Regions from separate parts of the Homo sapiens genome. Here region 2 is linked to region 1. The links are chromatin contacts, found by Hi-C or POLR2A ChIA-PET in ENCODE. All regions are on one chromosome and are shown on one strand. Each heading gives the region's core, a stretch centred on a gene start or an enhancer-like site at or near the end of the contact. The rest is flanking DNA. Distances are from core to core; before and after follow the strand shown.

Region 1 (2,700 bases), core at 112-2,611:
AGGTGTTTCAAAGATGGGAGAGGGTATGAAGACAGTAGAGAAACCCAGTACTGTCAACCCATTGGTCAGTTAACCACCACGGAAGACTGCCCACTGTGGGTGGGTGAATAACTGTGCAGAGCCAGGCCAAGTGTGGTGGGGGGAGGGGCACATGATAGAAAAAATAAAATTAAAACACAAGATTGTTTCCTTGTCCTTGAACATTATTACTAGGAACATAGTGTGGGTGGTTGGAGATGGAAATTAATTGGCTCAGAACCAAAAAAATCCTTTCACCTGGGGTTCTGATGGGCCCCTCTGCGGTATGAGGGGCTGCAGCAATGAAGGCGGGCTCAGAGTCCCCAGGTGCGGAGGTGGCCACAGCAACTCAGAGACCCCAGCCAGGGGCCCCAGGTGACCAAGGCCACCAAGGCTGTGGCCAGAAGCTGCGATTCGCAGCGGTTCTGAGCACTCCCCACCCTCAAGAGACCAGGGGGTAGAGGGTAGCAGGGTAGAAACGAGCTGACCCCTGGCAGATAAGGCCTCCAGAAGGGCTGGGCAGCTCCAGCCCCGGAGGGGACTCGGCGCAGGCGGGGTCGCCCCTATGGACCCCAGGATCTCCAGCCGGATCCGAGGCTAGAGAGGTCGGCAGGGACAGCACGTAAACTGCTGGAAAGAGGGAGGGCCAACGGGAAGATGGAACAGCCCCGGGCAATGGGCTGTCTGGAGGGGCCCAGTGGGGAGCTCTGGACACAGAAGGGACGGCGGCAGCCGAAGAGGAGGAGGAGGAGGGGGCTGCGGTGGCGGCAGAAGCGGAGGACCTGTGAGCGGGCTGTGAAGCAGCCGGCGAACAGACGGTGGGCTGCAGACGTCGATCAGGTGGGGGCGGACTGGGGTGGCTGGGGGCGTGCCGAAGGAGCCGGGGGAGGGGGCTAGCGCGGCCCGGAGGAAGGGGAGGCAGGGGTCCCTCCAGCGGCTCTGCCCGCCCCCGGCCCCGCCCCAAGCCCTCGCCCCCTCCCCCCTTTCTTCTGGCTCTGCCAGCACGAGCTCCAAGCCATGCGCCCTCCGCCTCCGCGCACACGCGCCACCTTCCCCCGGGCCTCCAGCGTCCCCAGCGCCCTCGGCCCCTGCAAACTTTCCTGGTGACCCCCCGACCACCACCACCTCAACCCGAGGTGTCGGCTGGAAAGCACCCACTCCTTCCATGCCCCTCCCCCGCCCCATCCCGGACCCCGCCCCCTCCTTCGCCCGACCGCCCCCGCGCACTCACGCGCTCGCCCGGGGTCCGGCTCCGCTCGGCTCGGGGCCCCGATGCCAGTCCCCGCCGCCGCCGCCGCTGCTACCGCCGCCGCCGCCGCCGTCACCGCGGGACGAAGCCACTGCGAGCCCCGGCGGGGCCCCGCCCCAACTCCGCCCAGGTCCACGCCCCCAGGGCGCTTCATGAATATGCATGAGCCGGTTGGAACCCGGGAGTGGGAAGCCCGTGCAGAATTCGTCCCACCGTCGGCAAACAGGCGCGGCCCAGCACTCAATTATTCATGAGGCTTGCAGATGAGGGGCCCGCCCCAGTCTCAGACCGGGGCGAAACTGACGCAATTCAGCCGGGAGCGCTCGGGTAAAATGGCCACCGAGACGACTGCCTAGAGAAACTGCCTTGGCGGCCCCTCCCGGGCTCCGCCGCCTGCACAGAGCACAGTATCATCGAGCTACGCCGGCAAGAAGGTAGCCGCCGGCTGACTGAAGCGGCTTCCTGATACAACCACCTGAGTGCTGAGAACGCGCGCAACGTGGCCACCCTCCTGTGTCAATTCAGATTTAGAGCCACCGTGAAGAAGTCTGGCAGCTCTGCATTCCTCATTAGTGACCTTTATCTCCTTTTAGGCCCCTTCTCAGACATGGGTTCCTCCCTACACTGAAGTTTGTATACCCCCTTCTTCCCGTAAGAACAAAAGCTTCACATATAACTCCGTACTTTGTTGCACCACCACCAGGCTGCAACCACCACCACTCTACGCACACGCTCATCCTCCCCGACTCTCCAGGCTCAGGTTTCCACTCCCCCGGCTGCGGGAAGGACAGTCAATCCTGATTTCATTATCGAAAGCCTTGGAAGACCCTTGACTCATAGGTAAGGATGCAGCCAAGAGCTGCCTCCCCCTAGCTTGGTTGGCTAATGGAGTGTAACTGGGAGAAACTTCCTAATCAGATCAGCTCTCATTTCTAGACTCTCAGGTGGCCCATCCGGGCAGAGGCGGGTGAAAACCAATGCTCGTCCAGCCGGGAACAGAACAGGATGTACCTCGAGACTTGCTTCCCGGCTGGCCAGGAAGGCCCTGCCCAGTCTGACCAGAGCAGTAAACACCACCAATAAAAGTGGGAGCAACACACCAAGGCTACAAAGAAAGCATGAGGACATGGTTTCCAAAGTCAGTTCCCTTTATTAAATCATTTTCACAGACCAGAAATACAAAATGAAAGTAGAAATAGGCCCCAGGTAGGAGCTACAGGCCTGGCCTCACATGACCCCTGCTCCAGCAACTTGAACAGGACAAGCAGCAGCTACATCCTTAAGGTCGGGAAAGTAAGATGAGGATTTGGATCCTGCATTGCCCTGCCTCCCACCCTATCTCTCCCCAAATTATAAACAGCCATCCTTGGGAAGCAGCAGAGTTAAGACGTCTCCCCACTGCCCTAGTGACATACACACCAACAGGAGAGCAT
Region 2 (2,700 bases), core at 177-2,676, 270 kb after region 1:
GAGTTATCAGATTTAGCAAAAATACAAAATGCCAATTATATTTGAATTTCAGATACACAACAATGACAACAAAATTTATTTTACCATAAGTATATTCCAATGTAAGCATTTTTACCATAAGTATATCCCAATGTAAGTTTTTTTTTTTTTTTTTAGAGACAGCAAGTGTCTTACTCTGTTGCCCAGGCTGGAGTGCAGTGGCATGATCAATGCTAACTGCAGCCTTGAACTCCTGGGCTCAAGGGATCCTCCTGCCTCAGTCTCCTAAAAGGCTGGGATTACAGGTATGAACCCCCAGGCCTGCCTACTTCGTGTGTTTTATCTGGCAATGCTGAGAGGACAGCTAGATGTCGAGGACAGCCAGATTTCGAGGACAGCCAGACGTCAAGGGGGAAAGCAACTTGCTGGCTCACACAGCCAGCCAGGTCTATTGTGGAGCCCTAGTCGCAAACACATACACCCCAGCTTTCAAGTTTTTAAATATTTATTTAGTTAGTTATTTGTTTTTTGAGACAGTCTTGCTCTGTCACCCAGGCTGGAGTGCAGTGGTGCAATTTCAGCTCACTGCAACCTCTGCCTCCCAGATTCAAGTGATTGTGCCTCAGCCTCCCTAGTAGCTGGGACTACATGTGCGCGCCTGCACTGCCCAGCTAATTTTTGTACTTTTAGCGGAAACGGGGTTTCCCCATATTGGCCAGAGTGGTCTCAAACTCCTGACCTCAAGTGATCCACCCACCTCGGCCTCCCAAAGTGCTGGGATTACAGGCGTGAGCCACCGTGCCCGGCTAGCTTTTTTTTTTTTTTTTTTTTTAATTAGGTTGAATGCTTGTTGAGCTGGGTGCCTCACATCCGTTGTCTGTTATACAAAGAACTACTGATTATGGGTCTCTACGAGCAAAAATGGCAGAACACCTACAGGGCACAGGGGAGATGGGAGCAGGGATTAGGCTTCAGAATACTTCTCCAAATGAGGGTGATCAGGGCCCGACATTTCACTGCTCTAAGGCTCAGTATCTTAACTATCAAATGGGTACAATGGGGCACAAAGGGTTACTTTGAGGAATAACGGAGGTGAGCAATTTCCAAAAAGTTCATTCCTTTAAAAACTGCGGAGCACATTTTGTGTACATGCTGTTTTTATTGTTACTCATGAAGACGCGGGGGAAGCTTTGGTTGTGTAAAGCTGAGAACTGCACCCAAGCTTCCCCGTTCACCCCACCTACCAGGGGATTTGGGCTAAATTCCTGGCCTGGCCCACAAAGAAGACCAAGCGGTCAGTCCCATTCCGTCCCATCCTGATTTACAGGAACTCACACCAGCGATCAATCTTCCTTAATTTGTAACTGGGCAGTGTCCCGGGCCAGCCAATAGCTAAGACTGCCCCCCCCGCACCCCACCCTCCCTGACCCTGGGGGACTCTCTACTCAGTCTGCACTGGAGCTGCCTGGTGACCAGAAGTTTGGAGTAGGTTTGGTGCTGGGCAGGGGTGGGGAGTAGGGTGGAAAGCATGGAGTGAAGAGGTCTAGGGAGGGGGTCTCCTCACCCCCGCCTTCCTGCCCGCCTTGATCTCGGGGGTCTCTATAGGCTTGCTTCCACCTGGGACTTCTGCCTCCTCCTACCCCAGCCCCTCCCGCCTCAGGCCTGTTGTGCTCAGCCCCCCAGGACCTCCCCTCCCCCACGCCTCTGGCCTCATTGTTTGGTTAAAGCAGGACCCCCTCCCCCTCCCACCACCTCCCCTCCGACTGAACAGATGGACAGAGACCCGGGCCCACGGGGAGAGGAAGGGCCAGCCGGTGCCGGGAAAGGGAAGCGGTTTGGGGAAAACAAAACAGAGGGAGGAGCCAGGGAGAAGGTGGCCCCAGGAGGGAGGAGGAGGGAATTCGCTAAGAGGGACTGGGGCCTGAGACGGAATGGGGGCGGGCCCCGGGCGGGGTGGGGGCCCCTGGGCTCCCAGGGTGGGAGCTGGCTCCGAGGCTGGCTGGCTCCGCAGGTCCGCTGACGTCGCCGCCCAGATGGCCTCCAGGCTGACCCTGCTGACCCTCCTGCTGCTGCTGCTGGCTGGGGTATGTGGTCCCTTGTGGGATGGGGGACGGGGGTGGAGACGGGAGGCGGGATGGTGCGGGGTGCGGGCGGTGGCTGAGGATTAACCCTTCAGGCTCCGGGGAATGAGGAGAGCTCCTCTTGGGATCATTGAGTGTGATCCTTGCACACGCACTCGTAGATGGTGGAAAGAGCTCAGGACTCAGACAGATGCAAGTTCTAATCTTGGCGGGCCATGTAGGAGCTGCGCAGCGTGGTCCTGAGGACGTCACTTTTCTCAGCCTACTCCTCCTGATTTATAAAATGTTGAATAAACAGATCCCACCCTGTCCACCAAGCAGGCTTGGCAGGAGGATCACATAGGGCAAGGAGATGGGAAGCATTTTGTGATATCAAAGCAAGAGTTTGTTGTAGAAAAGAGCTGTGGGGAGGAGAGGTTTGGCTGCTGTGACACAGACGGTGGTCCCAGGCTAGGGCCTGTGAAGACAGGGAAGAATGGTAGCAAACATACGTGGGTCTGGGTGGGGGTCAATAGCAGTGAGAGGTCCCAGTGGTCTGGGAGGTCATGGACTAGAAATAAGGCTAAGAAGTGCAGGATCCCAGGAGAAAGGTAGGTAGGGGTGTGTGTATGTGCGTGTGTGTGTGTGTGCACGCGCAAGT

The links. A loop is a pair of places that touch in the nucleus more often than their neighbours do. ChIA-PET counts read pairs that join two places held with the same protein, here RNA polymerase II (POLR2A). Pooled maps may share reads with other maps.
Region 2: a pooled map shows a loop between it and region 1 (2.2-fold over the local background). The contact joins the promoter of SERPING1 here to the promoter of TNKS1BP1 in region 1. A Hi-C loop is called at or near these places in 5 of 50 pooled maps. POLR2A ChIA-PET finds 5 or more read pairs at or near these places in 3 of 52 experiments (Caco-2, H1 and WTC11).

What each region holds. Positions count from the first base shown.
Region 1 is chr11:57,323,591-57,326,290 of GRCh38, forward strand. It overlaps TNKS1BP1 (tankyrase 1 binding protein 1), which reads right to left and starts at 1,362. Exons shown (of 12, transcript NM_033396.3): 1 at 1,250-1,362. SSRP1 (structure specific recognition protein 1) reads right to left here. Exons shown (of 17, transcript NM_003146.3): 17 at 2,398-2,700. RefSeq lists a silencer at 1,166-1,445 and enhancers at 1,576-1,625, 1,655-2,528.
Region 2 is chr11:57,596,259-57,598,958 of GRCh38, forward strand. SERPING1 (serpin family G member 1) reads left to right here and starts at 1,427. Exons shown (of 8, transcript NM_000062.3): 1 at 1,427-1,464; 2 at 1,991-2,063. The coding sequence starts at 2,013.